2 separate regions of the Homo sapiens genome follow, and region 2 is linked to region 1. A link is a loop called in an ENCODE intact Hi-C map of the cell type or tissue named here. Cell type or tissue: A673. All regions are shown on one strand. Each heading gives the region's core, and the rest is flanking DNA. Links, peaks and the distances in the headings are about the cores only. Region 1 has its middle 140 kb from the start of GNAI1. Region 2 has its middle 71 kb from the start of GNAT3.

Region 1 (9,423 bases), core at 2,174-7,173:
GGTGGATATTGATCTAAGAAGAATTCTCTCTGGGGTTTCTGGTCATAATTTATCCAAGATAGTCTGGGTAAGATTGGTCTAATCTAATCAGTATCCTTTCAATTCATTCAAATAAAGTATTAGCATTTACTTCACAGTAAGCAGAGAATACAGTACTAGCATGTATTTCACAGCAAACAAGGATCCCCCTCAGAGATCTTGCAAATCAAAAGGGGAGGCTCATATGTAATGAATATTCACAATAAAGGATAAAAATATTATGTTAGATGGAGTCAGAAAGCAGTGGGAAAGGAGAGCTGGGAACCACATTGAGTGTAAGGTGAGAAAAGACCTCCTTGAAGATGTGATATTTAAGCTGAAATTCAATAGTGCGTGTTTTTATTATTTTGATTCTGATCTGTTGTCGCACAACACAAGATGCAACACAGTTCATATGGCTGCAGAAATCCAAGAACCACAGGCATGTCCATAGGCAATGCTTATTATGCTGAGCATAAATGCAGAAAAGAATGGAAAAGAAAAAGACCCTAATGGGATGTAAGAGAAACTAAGTTGGAAGTTTTTTAGATTAAGAAGGAAAAGAGCAGGAACAGGAGATAAAGGAGGCAAGGGAGGAGAAAAGACGAGTCAGAGAAAGCGAAGAACAGGAGAAGATAAAAAAGAAAGAAAAGAAAGAGGAGGAGTTTAGGAAGATACCTCTAAAATAGTCTTGATACAAATTGAACTGAGGATAAAGTTCAAACATGGCAGCCTCTGATCTCTTACAGATTCTTTATTGTCTAGATGTGTTTATTAATAAATTACTAAACAAAGAAGGTCACATAAAAGCTTCATTGAGATATAATTGACATACAATAACTTGGGCACATGTAAATATACAATTTGATTAGTTTTGACACACTACATATCTATATGTATGTACCCATAAAAATATCATAACAATGAAGTTAATGAGCATGTATATTATTCTCAAAAGTTTCTTAGTATTCCTTTGAAGTCGCTCATCCATGTCACCAGGCAATTAATAATCTTTCTGTAGATATGTTTGTATTTTCTAGAATTTTATGTAAACAGAATCATACTGTAACACTATTGTCTCTGGGAAAACACTGTCATATTTTTCACTTGGAATAATTATTCTGAAATTAATCCAAGTTGTTGCAGTATCAGTAGTTCTTTTTTTATTGCTGAGTAATATTCAATTCTATAGATATCGTATAATTTGTTTATCCATTCACTTATTGATGGACCTTTGGGTTGTTTCCAATTTGAGACAATTACAAATCAAGCTGCTTTGAACATTCATATACAAGTATTTGTATAGACATAAGCTTTCACTTCTCTTGGACTGAATACCGAAGAGTGGAATTATTAAATCTTACAGTAGGTGTAGGTATAATATTTTGAAGAAACCGACAAACTGTTTTGCAAAGTGGTTGTACTATTTTACATTCCCTCCCAGCAATATACATGTGTTCCACTTCCTTCACACTCTCTCCAATACTTGGTTGGTCAAACTTTTCAGTTGTAAACATTCTAATAAATACCTAGTGTATCTCATTGTGGTTTTAACCTACACTTCCCAAATGGCTAATGAAATTGGGCATATTTTCATGTGTATATTTACCTTCTTTGGTGAAGTGTCCTTTCAAATCTTTTGACTGTTTTTACGGAGTTGTTTTTCTTACTATTGAGTTTTGAGAGCTCTCTATATATTCTGAATACAAGATGTTTATCAGATATGTGATTCTTAACAGAGTACATTTCAACAAATATTTGCTTCAAATGTAAAAAGGAATATGTAAGCTGTTTTATGGTTATTTAAAGTAATATAAAACACAAGGAAACAACACAATAAATTTAGAAGTATTTATTAGAAATAAACATTTCTATTTAACTATAAATATATAAGCACATATATAAATATATAAATAAATAAATAAAGAGAAAAGTAAATGAGCCAGTGAATTATGTTTATCATTGGAATAACAAATATATTAGGCAGGAAGTGAGAAGTTGCTGCAGTAAAAGCTGCCACCCTCCCTTTCCTTGATCTGGCCTTTGTCTCCTCTTACTCCTATGACTGACGGTGGATAGTTGCCTACAGTTCACATCATTAGCTATTAATGACTTGGTTAAAATTTCCTGTTGTTCAATCCACAGGGCCCTCTACAAATCCATTTTAAGCTCCTATTAAAGACTACACAGGAAAAAGATTTACTATTTATGGAGCAACCTTGAACATAGTTTCTGGCAGGCATCTTCACAGGCAAGCGCTGCGTCAGCTGTGGTTCCACAATTTCAGTCCTTAAGCTCACTAGCTAGTCTAGACGATAACTCCTCAACAAGCATTTGATAAACACACATAGGTCAAGGCTATTCGAATCATTTTAATAGAAAAACAAAGAAAAAAATGACTGGAGAGGAGTTTGTTTCCTCACTAAAGGACAAAACAATTATTTAAGAGGCATCAATAATATGGTTCCAAAGGGCAATGTATTAATTTAGATAGTTTTACAATCATTTCCTTCCTAAGATAAAAATTAAAAGGGCAAGGAAAGCTTTTATTAGAAAACAAAGTCAACTTGGCACTGTGATGTACATCACAATAATGAGGTCTATAAAATTACATATCTGTGTAAGGGAATTGAAAATTCCATAAAGTTATATGTGAAAAATGTGGATAAAGAGACCTAACATTGACTAATTAGTCCGAGGTTCTCATTATTAAAATTAAGAGATTCCAGATCTGAATTTTATGGTTTTATGACTCTAGTTTACATTCCACTTTGCATGTTTATGCAAAATAATGGGCACATATCAAAGAAACAAATGAAAGGCACATAAGACAATTTTACAGTGCCATTCACTCCTTCAGTGTTACAGTTATCACTAGTGCTCGGCATGTTCAGTTCTGTCTGGCATTTCTCTAGCCAAGATTCTGCTTGCAGTCCTCTCTTTTTAGTTTTGACCATGTAAATAAATAAATAAATAAATAAATTTTTCTAACTCCTGAATTATCTGTATTTCATTTTTATTAAAATCCTGATAACAAAAAAATTTGCAGTGTCATTCTGATATTATCATCTGGCCAAGCAGACGAGTAAATAAACTGAATGCACATTTCTAAAAAATAATATTCATTTTTTAGAATACCCTGAAATCGCATTCTTAGAGCAGTCTCAACAACAGCAATAAATCATGACTAAAAGAGCACATTCTGTCACACAATCCAAATACAGTTCACTCTTCAGAAAAGGGTGACAGTTAATTTCAGAGAAATACATTTAACCTGCTTTGTGGTTTGTTGTTGTTGTTGTTTGAACTAAGAAAATGTGCTTTCATTTTTGACATCAGAATTTTCAAACATAAAACCTGGAACCAAAGTTGGAGTTGTTTAATCTAACAATTGAATCATAAAAGCCAGAATACAGAGTTTAAGTAAGAAATGAAGACACATAGAAACTAAAGAGTATTGTTCAATATTATGAAATCATATTTCTTTAGTTGGAGAAACCGAAGTGAACATAAATCAATTTTGGAAGATACTGTATTAGATTTTGGGCCCAAGCTCTGACCCCCATCTTTATAAATGAGAGCTCTATGTAATACATACCTTTGTTTACTCTAATAATTAAGCTCTTTTGTAATATGGTCCAAGAACAGCCAATCTCATACTGCAAGTTATTTCACAGGAATCAGTGTGTTCTAGAAAAAGAGAGTGTGCTGCTCCTTTTCAATAAAACCACCTTTTTATCTAGCAATAATTTCTATGAAGTTAAAAACTGTTACACATACCAATCTGTGGTATTTACATACACACACCAATCTGTGGTATGTATACACACATTTATAGTCTTACCCGAAGATAAAAGTTTTATAAGTGTGTTTTGTTAAGGGAAGAGCAAGTTTGCTGTTTATAGTAACACCCTGTACACAGTTCATAAATATTAGTTGAAAGGATGACTCATTAAGAAACAAATTCAAGTGAAACGATGAAAATCTAAATTAACCTTTAAGGTATTTGTGCCAGGATCAAACAAGCACATAAACTGAAGTTTAAATGGCCTCTGAAGGCTTAGTCATTAAATAATAGAGTGGCTTGAGTGAGTGAATAAATAGGATAAAACACATGTCAGCTCTGAAATATGAGAGTGTGAAGACTGTTTTATCACAACGGGAGACTGAGTTTCTGGCAGAGTAGTTGGGAAAGTTTGCTCCTGAATGATCAAGTCTTGGCATGCAATGGTTACCCCAAACTTGTCCATCTTTCTTATGCCTTCTATCTTTTGCTCTTTCTACTCCAGTACAATATATTTATACAGCAATTTTATTGTGCCCAATTTTGTTGTTCTCCTGACTATACATGCATAAAAATAGATAACTTATTACATTAAAATGTTTTTAAAATTCACTCTTTAACCTTTGGCTATATAAGTAAGAGCTATTTATTGCTACTTTTTAAGTGAGAAAGAATGTTAATTTACGTCAAGGATAGTCACGTGGACCCCACCTCTTTTGTTTCTTAAGGAAATGATTTTCCCTGTGTCTGGTGAACATTAACAAGGAACTTCCTGGGTTCTGCCTGCGGTATTACTCTGTATCCAGCTTTTCTTTCTCTCCCACTACTACTCAGAGTCAGATTTCCAAAACTATCTGAGTTCAGACAGCTTTCTCATGGTATTAAATGCTTTATCTGTAAAAGCATCCAATATTTTTTCCCAAAAATCTTCATTTCCAGCCTCACTAGTCTCCTTAGTTGACCTGCATCTCACATGCATTTGCCATTATTTCTAGACTGATAGAAATGTAAATGTTTTTGTACTCTATCTAAAAAAAAAGTTTGAATATTACTTCCAACCTAACCAGAAATAGTTTACTCCAGGAACTCACACAAGTTGAGAAAGAGCTTTTTTAAAAAAAAAAAAAAAAAAAAACAAATTGTACCTTTCTGAAGTTCAAACTCTGTAGCTTAACACAACAGTTCTCCAGCTGCAGTTTGGGGATCTTGGCTGTCTCTGAGACCCTTTTAGGGTGTCTGCCAGTCAAAGTCAAAGATCCAATCAAAGTTTACATGCTTTGGATAGATCAATTGATTTTATGTTGCAAAGTATGAAATGTTCATTGAAATGGATTCAGATTCTCCATTGCAACTAACCTTTAAGAAGGTTTTTTGACAGATTTATTCACAGATATAATTAATAAACAATATAATCCAAACATTCAAAGTTCACAATTCGATAATTTTTAATATATTCACAGACATGTACAACCATGTCCACAGTCAATTTGAGAACATTTTCATCACCACAAAGAAATCCTATAAACTTCAGCTATTATTCCTCATTGGTCCATCCTCTCAGCCATATCATTCCCTCAGCCATAAATAACCAGTAATCTATAAAACTTTATATCTCAGTAGATTTGCCTGTTCTGAACATGTCATATAAGTGGAACTAAACAATATGTGACCTTTTGTGTCTGGCTTTTTTCACTTTACATAATGTTTTCAAGATTGATCCATGTAGCATGCATCACTGCTTCATTCCCTCTAATGACCAAGTAATATTCCATTGTATGGGTTTACCATAATGTGTTTATCTGCGAGTTTAAATAAAGTTAAACTAGCTTAACTAAACAAATTATTTTCTAAAGTATGAAATTATAAGTAGTAGCTTAATTAATTTAATGCTACTGAATTGTTTGCTTAGCATATGGGAATATAGTCATTGCCTTTTTTTTTTTTGAGACCGAGTCTCACTCTGTCACCCAGACTGTAGTGCAATGGCACGATCTCAGCTCACTGCATGCTCCGCCTCTCAGATCCAAGCAATTCTCCTACCTCTGCCTCCCAAGTAGCTAGGATTACAGGCGCGTGCCACTACGCCTGGCTATTTTTTTGCATTTTTAATAGAGATGAGGTTTCACCATGTTGGCCAAGCTGGTCTTGAACTCCTGACCTCAGGTTATCCCCCTGCCTTGGTCTCCCAAAGTGCTGGGATTACAGGCATGAGCCACCACGCCTGGCCCATTGCCTTCCTAGCTGCAGCTTCACTTTCCAGTTTCAGCCTGAAGATAAGCGATTACAGTACAATAAGATATTTTGAGAGACAAAGACCACATTTACATACTTTTTATGACAGTATGTTGTGTTAGTTCCCCTATTTTATTATTAATTGTTGTTGTTAATCTCTTACTGTGCCTAATTTATAAACTAAACTTTATTATAGGTGTGTATAAGAAAGAACATAGCATATATAGGGTTCTGTACTACCTGCAGTTTCAGGCATCCACTGGAGGTCTTGGAACACATCCCTCCTGGATAAGACTGGACTACTGTAGAGTGGACTGATAGCAACCTCTCCTTTAACAAAACATATATTTTGCTATACTTATTTTTCAGGGAAATTATACCTCTTTATAGCCATAAAACTTTCTTTATACATATAACTTTTAAATTTCCTAATATTCTGTTAAAATAAAACAAAATTCACTGTTTAGCTACATTGTATTTTGTCACTAAGTTCAGTGAACCAAAATAAATACTAAAGATTCCATTACAGTATGGCTTGTAATTATAGATTCAGATGTCTTATTTTGAATTTATGATTGCAAAAACATATGCAGTAATGTATACTCATCTATATATAGACTACCATGTGGTTTTTATATCTCTCTTTGGCATGATAATTAGATTTGATGTGTTTCCTCTTTTATAAATTCCTAAGAGGTCATTAGGTGGAATACAGTTGGCCTTTTGCTAGAAAGGAAGTAGCTTCAGCAAATAAGTTTTGGAGACTCAGTCTTCTAAAATTCTTATCAGATTAGGGGGAAACAAGGAGGAATAAAGCATTTTGATTTATTAATTACCAAATTAAGATTGTGATTAAAAATTAACATTGTGTTTCCAGAAAATAGCAGAAAATGCACGTATGATTATGACCACTAGAAAAGGGAAGATAAGTCTTAATAAAATCAATTTCAGCAGAACTTAACATTAAAAAGGGAGGGAAAGGGGTCAGGTGCTGTGACTCAGGCCTGGAATCTCAGCACTTTGGGAAGCCGAGGGGCAACGACTGCTTGAGCCCAGGAGTTCAAGACCAGCCTGGGTAACATAGCGAGACCCTGTCTCTAATTTTTAAAAGGGGGGAGGGGAAAGAATGAATAGCAAATGAAACTAGCAAAATAAAAAAAAAAGAGGAAAAAGAAGACACCTCAAAATATAATAAACAGTGTGACATAAGATATAGAAATAAAACAACTACACAAATTTCGTACTAAAATAAGAAAGGGCTGAATTATCCCCTTAAAATATAAGATTGTCATTTTGGATTATCAAAAAACAAACACACTTTAAGCAAATGATATAGAAAGGTTGAAAATACTGGAATGGGTCAAAACATGCTCTGCAAATTCAAGCAAAATGAAAGTAGGAGTGGTAATGTTCATATCAGATAACAAGATGGAAGATGAAAAGCAGCAGCAAGGTTAGATTACAGTATATAATTTAAAAATATAGTTTGAGGCAACTCTCATAAACACATTCACCAAACAACATAGAAGGTAAATATAAGTTATTAAAATTTATCCAAGCAGTTGAAGAGCTGAAATTCATAAAGGAGACTGAAAAGGTGATTAAAGATGTACCATTAGAAAAAAAACAGCTGGACCAACCGGTGCAAAATAACTTCTAACAAAAATGTAATCATAACATCTTTTAAATTAACCAGGCCATTTAATGAATGCAAATATCCCAATTTAACTTTAATATAATACCCTGCTCTAGATAAAAGGAGTATGAACAAAAAAGGCTATGGAGTAAATTTTGCTATTGACTAGAGATGCAAACAGTCTAAATTAAACTTTAGTAAATTTAGGAGAAAAATATTCAGCTCACAGTGATGACAAAAAGTATTATTGTTCATTTCATCTAGGATGCCACTGATGGTAAAACACATCCTGATTTCAGAGATATTAAAGTGTCTCTTTTCTCGAGTTCACAGTGTCTCGGCATCAAGCACACACAATCAATTAGCACGCAGGACCTCGGAAAGGAAAGCTGGTTGGACTCCTTCTTGTCCATAATTTTGTATGTACAACCTCACTAGAGGCAGTTGGAGGTGAGGCATTTTATCACTGGCTTTCAAGAGGGTTAAGGCCAGGAAAGGAGAGCAATATGTGCTCTTCACCTAGTGACAGCAATATGGAAGAGACTTACTGGCCGAGATTTAGGAGATATATTTTAAAACAATGTTTTTCAACATTTTGTTTTTCCCCTTTATTACCTTTTTAGACATGATTAGACGTCTTTTTAGACATGATTAGACTTGATTAGACGTCTAATCACGTCCCATGAAATTGTATTACCATAAGTATGTTATGTATTTTTGATATACTGTATATATATCAGTGATTTATACATAAAAAAAGTAGAGTTTTTTCCTCCCCCAAGAACCAGTTTTTGCCCCCTTGCGGAGATATCATTCTCATTGAGAATGCATGTTTTAAAGTTATATCACTGAATATTAGTATTGTGTGATGCAACTTACATTCCTTTTACCCTAATTTGTGTAATTTCAGTGGGTCACCACAATTTGTTTTAATCCTTAGGAAAAAAAGACTCAAAGCCATATTTGTGAAGCTACTGTGGAGAAATAATTTAGATTAAGCAATTAAGTAGAATGAGTCAGTTGGAGTTTTTCTGGCGTGAAGTCAATTGCTGGGTGTTTTCCCATCTTTCCCATTACTGGAACCTGAAAAAAAAGTCTCGTGCCTTCAGAAATAATCTGCATATAATTTGTAAGTCATTAGTATTGCAAACATTCCATGCTCTTATCATATATCTTGCTTAGAATAAAGAGTTGGTATATCACATAATCATAGTCAATCAAAGAGGAAATTCTATCATAAAGCTGGGATCACAGGACATTAGCATGTTTAAACACATTAATTTAAATGTTTTTCATAGTTATATTTATCTTACTAAATGTTTTAAAAATAAAATTAAGAAAAATACTTTATAAAACTTCTCACATATGCACACATGTACACAGAGAAAAATGTTTCCTCCTCCCTTACTAAATCATTCTATTCTTCTTTGAAGTAACTCTTGATCTCAGTTCTCTATGGACTATGTGCTTTACTCGGCAGAGGAGAGAGTTCTTTGCCACGGTTTTGGCTGAGCAGGGAAGAAGCAGGAGGCATGCGTCTCTGTCCAGCCCTGCTCACCTTGTTCATAATAGTGTCTCTTGCCCAGGTCAGAAGTTCAAGACCAACCTGAGCAGAGACCAGTCTCAGAAACAAAAAATAAAATAGCATCTCTTTCCTGCCTACCCAAGGTGAAAATGCACAGCTTTATGCCTCCATGATGTATTTCCTCAGGCGTTTTAAAGAAACTAGAAATAAGCTGGGTATGCTTATTTT
Region 2 (9,423 bases), core at 2,933-7,932, 160 kb before region 1:
CTTGGAATTTATTGAACTCAGAACATGAATGGTGAATGTACACAATTTGACTTTCTTATGATCATGTAATAGTCTACAAAATGCATTGTGATATTTACCTGCTGAAACAATGTTTCCACTTTGAAAGCCTTTTTTTTTTTGTTTTTTTAAGCCTAAATAAAATCTTACTCCATGAGAGGACTATCTTCAAACTCTGTCTCGGCAGAGGCCCAGCAGATGTCTGTTTATATTACCTTTGTGATCTATGATAACAAAATGCCCAGCTGAGCTCATAGCATTTTATGAGTGTTCCAAACCCAGGAGGTTGGCATATTAAATACCCACATACTAATTGTGACATTAATCTCTAACCATCAACTGACGGAGGATGTTAGGGTTGCATGGGAAACATGTTTTAGTTTAAATCACTTCATCGAGTAGCTCATGTAGGGCCATATTTTATTAAAATTCCAATAAGAGACGTCATGAAGCGAGGAAGTATAACTGAGTATAAATTTTGACAGTAAAAACTCTGTGTAGATATGCAAGTTGTGTAAGTAGAATATAATAAAACTGGGATCCAGAACTCAAAGGACATTATTTATTTTTAACACCTGACTACACATGGGATTTTTTTTTTTTTACTAAATAGGGTGTTTTTAGACTATAAGGGGATTTGTTTCTTTTAAACCCTGGTATCTTAAAGCATAATGAATAGTTTAACTGTGTTATAGACTATTCTGTCTTCTGAGGCAGAATATTTTCAACATTGTTTATCCCTTTCTTAGTGTCTTGTAATCATTATGATGAACAATAGTTACTATGTAATGCAATAATAGTCGGAGTTTCAATGTAGGCATGTGGGTTTCATTTTATTCATTGTTATAGGAACTTATGTATATGAGAAGCTAATGTTAGTCAACAGGAGCAAAAAAGCCCTTGCTTTTAAAGACAAAAAGAATAAGAGGAACATCCTCTCCAGTGTGGAGAGATTATAAATAGAGAAGAGTAGTGACAATTAAGGGTTCTTCAGTTAGACATCTGGGCTGATATCTCAGCTTTCTCACTTATTAGCTACACAGCTTAGAGTGAGGCCCTTAACTCTTCAGTACCTGCATCTATAAAATGAGGAAAATAATAGCAGCTACTGCTCAGAATACAGAAATGAATGAGATAATATGTGTGGAATGCTCAGAAGAGTGCCTGGTGCCTGGTACGTGGTAGAGATTAATAATTATTAATGCAGGGGGCAGTTAACATGTAATTATTATGTTGTATGATAAAAATATAAAGAGGTTTGTGGGGGGTTTTTGTTCATTTTTTTTTTTGCTTGTTTGTTTTGAGATGGAGTCTTGCTGGGTTGCCCAGGCTGGAGTGCAGTGGTGTGATCTTGGCTCACTGCAACCTCTGCCTCCCGGGTTCAAGCAATTCTTGTGCCTCAGCCTCCTGAGTGGCTGGGATTACAGGTGCACACCACCACACCCAGCTAATTTTTTGTATTTTTAGTAAAGATGGGGTTTTGCCATTTTGGCCAGGCTGGTCTCAAACTCCTGACCTCAGGTATCTGCCGATCTCGGCCTCCCAAAGTGCTGGGATTACAGGCATGGGCCACCACTCCCAGCCAAAATATAAAGAGGTTTTGTAGTATAGCAGATGACGTGGTTGGGGAAGGGGAAGGGATTTGAAGAAAATAGAGGTAAAATGGAAAAAGATTCAGAAGAAGCATCCTCTAAGAGGTTAACATATTGATTAAAAGAATGATCTGACAGAATTTTTGTATCTATTGCAAATATTGGTTAATCTTACCAGTAACATCTGACTTTAGGAACTCTTATTCCATCTTTACCATAATTATATTTGATAATTATATTCATTGTGTTGGGCCTATGGATTATTTTTATTCATTAATTTATTTGTTCATCTATCCTCTATCCATCCACTAATCCATTCATTTATTCATTCAATTTTTAGTAAATAACTATATGAATGGGCACCCTAAAAGTTACTGTGTAATGATTAAGGTTCAATATGAGGTGTCTTTCCTCATATTGAGACAACAAACATTCAACCTAACATGCTGTAGACTGAGTGATTGTGTTCCCCAGAAATTCATATGCTGAAGCCTAATCCCCACTGAGATAGTATTTGGAGGTGAGGTCTTTGGAAGGTGATGAGGTCATGAGGGTGGAGGCTTCATGAATGGGATTAATGCCATTATAAAAGAGGCCCCAGAGAGATTCCTCACCCCTTCCACCATGTGAGGACACAGAGAGCAGGCAGCCCTAGTATGAACCAGGAATTGGGCGTTACCAAATCCGCCAGTACCTTGATCTTGGATTTCCCAGCCTCCAAAGCTGTGAGAAATCAACCTCTGCTACTTATAAACCGCCCAGTCTGTGGTAATCTGCAAGGGATTAGTTTCCTCAAATAAGATTTTGACATACAAGGTTAAATAAAGTTCAACATATTTCTTTACTGCTATGCATCTTCAAAAAAGGAACACAGTATAAGAACTCCTTCTTTTTTGAACTTGTACTTATGCAACTCTTATTTTAGAAAATTTAGTTTGGGAAATATTACATAAGTTAACATCAATAACATTATTGCATGGACTTTGTGAGTGGTTTTGGAAAAGACCTTTTCTACTTCCTCATTTTCAATTCTGTTCAGCATAAAGTGGTCCCAAACTAAATTTCAATGAAATGGGGGACCACTTGTGTCCCTTTAGATAAATCACATACGTGGGAAACAGACTTTCTCACAGTTAAGGGCAGCTTTGATGACTGACAAAGGCCAGTTCGCAGGGAGGGAGTATTGTCCTGAACCTGGTAAGGCCACCTTCTGGATAATGGGCTTCTGCCAGCAGCCAGCACTCTTCTTTTCTGAATAGAGCTTAGATAATATAGGAAGAGATTTTGTACTGCAATTTTCTTTATGGAAAAAAAGCACTGGGTAAGGAGAAGTCCTTAGTGTTCTTCAGGGACTTGACTTTTATCCTAACTCTACGTGGTGAATTGAGCATGAAATAAAGACGGCTATCTTTAAGTTACAAAAGATAAAGATGGCTATCTTTAAAATATGAAATTGTAATGTTTAAACCCAAATCCCACACAGGCAGAAATCTTGATTGTTCCAAAATTGGAACCATTAGAATGTTATTAATCTGATTTATCATCATTTTAACATGCCAAACAAAAGACAAGATTCTCTCTCCCTTTCTCTTGGAAACCACTTGTCCCTTTGTAAAAAATCAATATGAGGTTATTCGTCTGAGCATGTTTCTTCCTTGACACTCTAATTTTTCACTAAAATGCTGTTGTAATAATCTTAACCTGGCTTCCTCAGCCTAGCTATTTTCCAGACCATTTAGCCCACACAGTTGAACCTAGAAAAATGGTAGTACTTAGGTTAAGATTTCCCAAAAGAATATGCAGTAAAATGTATGGGACACAATTGCACCATTGTGGATTAGGATAAATCATATATTATCAGGTACAACCACACTATCAGCATTCAACCTTAACTAGTGTCTCTCCTACCTCAAGACATGAGTAATAATTTCCTTATCACAGAGGAGGACAAACATATCTCTGCCCTTAGCAAAAAATTGGTCAGATAAAATACAAAATGTACATATGAATCAGGAAAAAAGAAGAGAACATTTGTAGGTCTGTCATAAATAAACTTTATTTTTGGACTGTATCAATATAAACTAATGGATAGAAGAAAGAAAGGAAGGTAAGAAGAAAAGAAGAACATAGCTTCCCTTAAGACATGTGTGAACGATGTCAGTTTTTTCTAATCACTATGTCTATTATTAATATAAATATATAGCACTATTAAACCGCTGTTTCTCAGATTTACAGATTCAGATTCACTGGTTTTCTACCCTGATTCTGTTGCTCTGAAGAACACCCAAGAATTTGTGATTCTTATGATTAGGCAGTAGGGGAGACATTGCTTTTAACATTAAATATCTAAACAAAACACTGGTTTGTGTTGTTTTATTTCCACTTATATTATTTCAGTTTACCTGTGAACAAAGCACTTACTGTACTCAAACTTAGACAGTTGCAGGAAATATGAGTGGATAAAACTAGTGTCTGTTCTTAAAATAGTTACTGTAGTAAGGGGTATACACTATGTATCTCAAGTGGAATTGTAGGATAAAGGTTACCTTTCTAACTTTGACTATGTTAAGTCATTCAATTATTCATTCATAGACTTAATATGCATTACGTGCTATACAGAATAGGCACCGTGCCAAATTAGAGGGCTGCAATGATGAGCAAAAACAAGTATGAGTTCAACTTCATGGAGCTTCTAGTCTAAGAGGAAGAAAGCCATTGCATAAATTAGCAACATAATACATATAAAATGCACTATCTGCTATGAAAGCAATAGATATTATCCTATATGTACATAATACATAAGTGATGATCTAGTCAGAGGGGTTAGGAAGTTTTCTTTGAGTAAGTAAATTTGAATTGGGAATGAGGCTTCAGTTATGATATCAAAGAAGAGAACTATTCAAGGCTATAAGAAGTGCATGTGCAAAGGCCCTGAGGTGAGAAAAATCACAGAGCGTGTAAAAATCTGCAGTGGCTGGAGCTCAAAGAGGAAGGGAGAGAATAGAGTGAAGTGAAGTTGGAAAGATTAGACTATGCAGGGCCTTTTAAGATACATTAGAAATTTTGTCTTTAGTTTAAAAACAAGTGCTCAGTGGATAGTATAATGAGATTTGAAATTTGAGAAGATAACTTTGTCCTGTGGGAAAATGACTAAAGGGAGAAAGAGTATGGTTGTACATATGACTGGGCAACTATTCAAAATGCTTCTAAAGGGTGTAATAATAACTTGAATGAGGGCACTAAGGGAGGAGAATAAGAAAAGCAGACAGAAGTATGATGTATTCTGGAGGCCAAATTAACATATCTTGTTGATAATTCATTACCATAAGATGTGGTAGGGGATGGTGGGTCGTTTTGGAGATGGTTGTGACTTGCTGAGGTAGGGAACAGTAGAAGAGGATCGAGTTTGAGGAAGGGAGGAAGAGCAGATGAGAATGGTTTTGAACATGATTAATTTGGAGGCTTTCAATATATCCCAGTAGAGTTGAGCAGGCAGTTGGAAATTCTGGTTTGGAGCTCAGAGGAGAAATCTGGACTGGAGACAGACATCTGTGACTCATCAAGGGTAGATAGTAATAAAAACTGGTGCAAATGAGACTGTCTAAGGACATAGAATAGGAAGCAAAAAGAGCATGGGATATAACCTTAGAACTGTAATAGTTACTTGGCAAAGAGGAGGATATTGCAAAGGAAACTGAAAAGGAAAGAGCAATAAAAGAAGTAAGATTCAGACTAGGGGATGTGAAGTGATGCAACACAGGAAAGAATTTTTCGAAATCAGAGAAGAGCAATTAATTGTAGTAAGTATGGAAAAAGCTCAATTCAGTTGAGGTCTGGAAAATATCCATTGGAATTAAAGATGCAGATATCACTGACAAAGCTTTGGCAAAGCAATGCAGCTGACAGTAATGGCAAAATAATAGTCATGAGTTAATTAAGTTAAGGACTAAGAGGCTGATGGCAGCAGTGAGTGGCACCTTTTCCTTTTTAGATGAGAGAGATAAAGGAAGTGTTGAATTCAAATGACATTCAACGCTTCAACTATTATATGTCCCAAATTTAAAATAACAATCATCTCTACTTTCTTACTTGTCCTTTTAAACTTCTTTTACGTTTATTTATTTTCTGTTAAATACACCCTGAGCCTCTCCATCAATGAAGCTAGTGTTCCTGCTCTAACACCACTCTCTACCAAGGTTTCATAAGTCCTGTCCCTCCCCACAGCATGTTGAAAGTTGTCTCTCCTTCCCCCTCTATTCAGTAAGTGTGTGATTTAATTTCACCAGATGATTCACCCTAGTTCTCCCATTTAGTTAAAAATTTAACCACCAATAAAAAATTTAACTTTTTTTAAACCGAATTTGCTCAACTAAAATGGAAGACTATACCTTCCTTCATGGATTTCTATGAAAGCTGAATGAAATAGTGAATCCAAAGTGCTCATTAGAGTTCCCGAACATCACAATTCTCAATGATTATCAAATAAATTTGAATGAGACTTATCTGAGCATAATGGCTTTCCACTCCATATCTACATGTAAAAATCAATGAGAATGACATAAAATGCAGGAGAAAGAATTAAAATTTGAATAGAAATTCAGATTAGTTCAAAATCATGAAGATATAGTGCTCTAAACTTTATAATCATCCCCATCCGATTACTTTAAACGTGGTGTGCTATTTTAACCCAAGTAAAGGTACACTAGTTCAAGTAACATGCAATAACATTCTTATCATTATTTACTGAAAGGTGGAGTGTACTGGCTTTAAAATAATCTCTGTGTTAAATTAGTTAATAACATTTTTCATTTAAGAAGGGTTTAAAAATAATTTTTCAAGCAGAGATGCAAAACAATCAAAGCATGTAATTTGCCTTTATCACTTTTACTTTTTATATTAAGGATGGACAAAAATATTCTACTCATAGGAAAGGAGATAAAATTGTGACTCACTCCTTTGAGTCTGCAAATTAAAAGAGAAAAACAAGCATGTAGCTGGAGGATAGATGAATGGCAGAAGATAAAATCCAAGGGCCATTATACCAAAGGAGGGTGAAGACTTATTAATGAATTTCAAAACCCAGTGTATACCTTTTGCATTGCTGTGAATAAATGCCTTTGATATCTCAAACAGAATTAAACAAGAAGGAGGTGACCTGTCAAAATGAATAGAATGAAAGGAACCTCTCTTTACACTCTCATTTATTTGTTTATTATTATTATTATTATTTTGAGATGGAGTCTCGCTCTGTCACCCAAGCTGGTGTACAGCGGCGCGATCTTGGCTCACTGCAAGCTCCGCCTCCCGAGTTCACACCATTCTCCTGCCTCAGCCTCACGAGTAGCTGGGACTACAGGTGCCCACCACTGCACCCAGCTAATTTTTTGTTTTTTAGTACAGAAGGGGTTTCACCTTGTTAGCCAGCATGGTCTCGATCTCCTGACCTCGTGATCCACCCGCCTCGGCCTCCCAAAGTGCTGGGATTACAGGCTTGAGCCACCGACTCTCATTTATTTTTTGCTATAAATTTGTAAGTTTTCTAAGATGGCAGCAATGATTTCAGAAAAAAAATTTGAGGCAGGAGTAATAAATGACAGTGATTTTAATATTCTACAGATTAGTACAACATGATATAAATAAGAATAAGGAGAAAAATTATGAAATTCTGCTTATGATGAATAAACTGCAATAAGAGAGGTGCCTTTATTCAGTGAAACCCTTAGAGGAATCATAGACACTATTAAGTGAGAGAAATCCTGTTATTAACTCCTTCCTTCTCCCACCTGCTACCTTTGAAAGAAGTAATATTGTGTGATATGAATCAACTCAGCCTATTGCTCAGGAATGTAAGATCTGAAGCCAGACTCCTTGGGTTCAAACCCAGGCTCTACTACAAGTTCAAACCTAAGCTTTACTACTTGCTAACTCTGTAACTCTGTGACTTAAATGCTGAGCTTCAGTTTCTTTATTGTTTGTTTGTTTGTTTGTTTGTTTGTTTGAGACAGGATCTCATTCTTTCACTCATGCTATAGTGCAGTGGTGCAAACATGGCTCACTGCAGCCTTGACCTTCTAGACTCAAGCAATCCTCCCGCCTTAGCCTCCTGAGTAGCTGGGGCCACAAGCACACACCACTATGCACAGCTAATGTTTCAATTTTTTGTAAAGAGGAGGTCTCATCATGTTGTCCAGGCTGGTCTCAAACTCCTGGGCTTAAGTAATCCTCCTGCCTTGGCCTCCCAATGCAGCTGGAATTTCAGGTGTGAGCCACCATGCCTGACCCAGTTTCCTCATTGTTAATATGACCCTAATAATGGTTTCCTAATCCATTGATTTGTTATAAGAGGTATACTAATGTATATAAAGTACATAACACAATACCTGGTACATATTAAACATCAAACTAGCTGTTATTTTTGTGACTGCAGCCTTTTTACAAACACAGAAGTGACAAAAAGTACACTGAAAAGCCTCTGAAAGATTCCCAGTTTCCAGTCTGACATTGAAGGAGCTTGGATGAGGTCACTCTATCCTAAGAAGTAAAGTTTCAGTTGGCTATTCTGATACTTTTTCCTCTCCATATACATTTTAGAATCTGTTGTTATCTACAAAATAACTCGCTAGGGTTTTTACTGGAATTGTGTTTAATCTATAAAGCAAGCTAGGAAGAACTGACATATTGATGAGTACTCCTATCCATGAACATGGAATGTCTCATTATTTATTTAGTTATTTGGTTTTTTCATCAGAGTTCTTATGTGTGGACATAACTATCTATACACAAATGTACTTTTACATGTGGGCGTAAGTAACTATACACAAGTGTTTTTGTATTTTGTTTGTTTGTTTGTTTTGTTGTTTTAGAGACAGAGTCTCACTCTGTTGCCCAGGCTGGAGTGCAATGGCACAATCTCAGCTCACTGCAACCTCTGCCTTCCGGGTTCAAGTGATTCTCCTGCCTCAGCCTCCCAAGTAGCTGGGATTACAAGTGCCCGCCACCATGCCCAGCTAATTTTTGTATTTTTGGTAGAGACAGGGTTTCACCATGTTGGCCAGGATGGTCTCAACCTTGTGATCTGCCTACCTTGGCTTCCCAAAGTGCTTGGATTACAGGCATGCATCACTGCTCCCAGCCCCATACACAAGTGTTTATAGCAGCTTTATTCATAAGTGCCAAAACTTGAAAGCAACCAAGACGTCCTTCAGTAGATGAATGAATAAGCAAACTGAGGTACAATGGAATATTATTCAGCTCTTAAAAATAAAGCCATAAAGCTATGATAAGTCATGCATAAAACTTAAATCCATATTACTAAGTGAAACAAGCCAATCTAAGAAGATTATGTTCAGTATGATTCCAAGTATATGGCATTCTGGAAAAGGCAAAATTCTGGAGCCAGTAAAAAAATCCATGGTTGCCAGGTTGAGGGAGGGAAGGATGAACAGGCAAAACACAGAAGATTTTTAGGGCCGTAGAACTAGTTTGTATATTATAATCATGGGTAGAAGTCATTCATTTTGTCAAAACTCATAGAATATACAACACCAAGAGTTCAGCCAGCCCTGCATGAATTAAACATTTTCTCTATTGCAATTTTCCTGTCTTAATGAATCAGATCTATCTGGGCAGTGGGCAAAATTAACCCATTGGGTGTTTATGCTACCTTTTCTCCCTCTCTGTCTCTTTCTCTTTCTTTTTTCTCCACTTCCTCCTCCCTCTCTTGTTTTGTGTTCCTTCTTTTAGAAGACACTTCTTTTATTTATTTTTTTCTCTCATGCTTCATGAAATACCTACCCTTCTTGTAATATCTGAA

The links. Peaks named below come from ENCODE experiments on the same cell type or tissue, not always from the same donor. Only the 100,000 strongest peaks of a DNase experiment are listed, where the experiment ranks them.
Region 2: it touches region 1 in a loop (9-fold over the local background); 2 of 110 quality-filtered maps call a loop at or near these places.

Annotation. Positions count from the first base shown.
Region 1 is chr7:80,272,755-80,282,177 of GRCh38, reverse strand. No RefSeq gene overlaps it. Among named protein-coding and RNA genes, the nearest start is that of GNAI1, 140 kb to the right of the region's middle. In A673, for the core only: no CTCF peak of the experiment used is centred there; DNase peaks (open chromatin) are centred at 4,187 and 4,517; H3K4me3 peaks cover 782 bases; H3K27ac peaks cover 2,275 bases.
Region 2 is chr7:80,436,475-80,445,897 of GRCh38, reverse strand. No RefSeq gene overlaps it. Among named protein-coding and RNA genes, the nearest start is that of GNAT3, 71 kb to the left of the region's middle. In A673, for the core only: no CTCF peak of the experiment used is centred there; a DNase peak (open chromatin) is centred at 5,187; H3K27ac peaks cover 939 bases.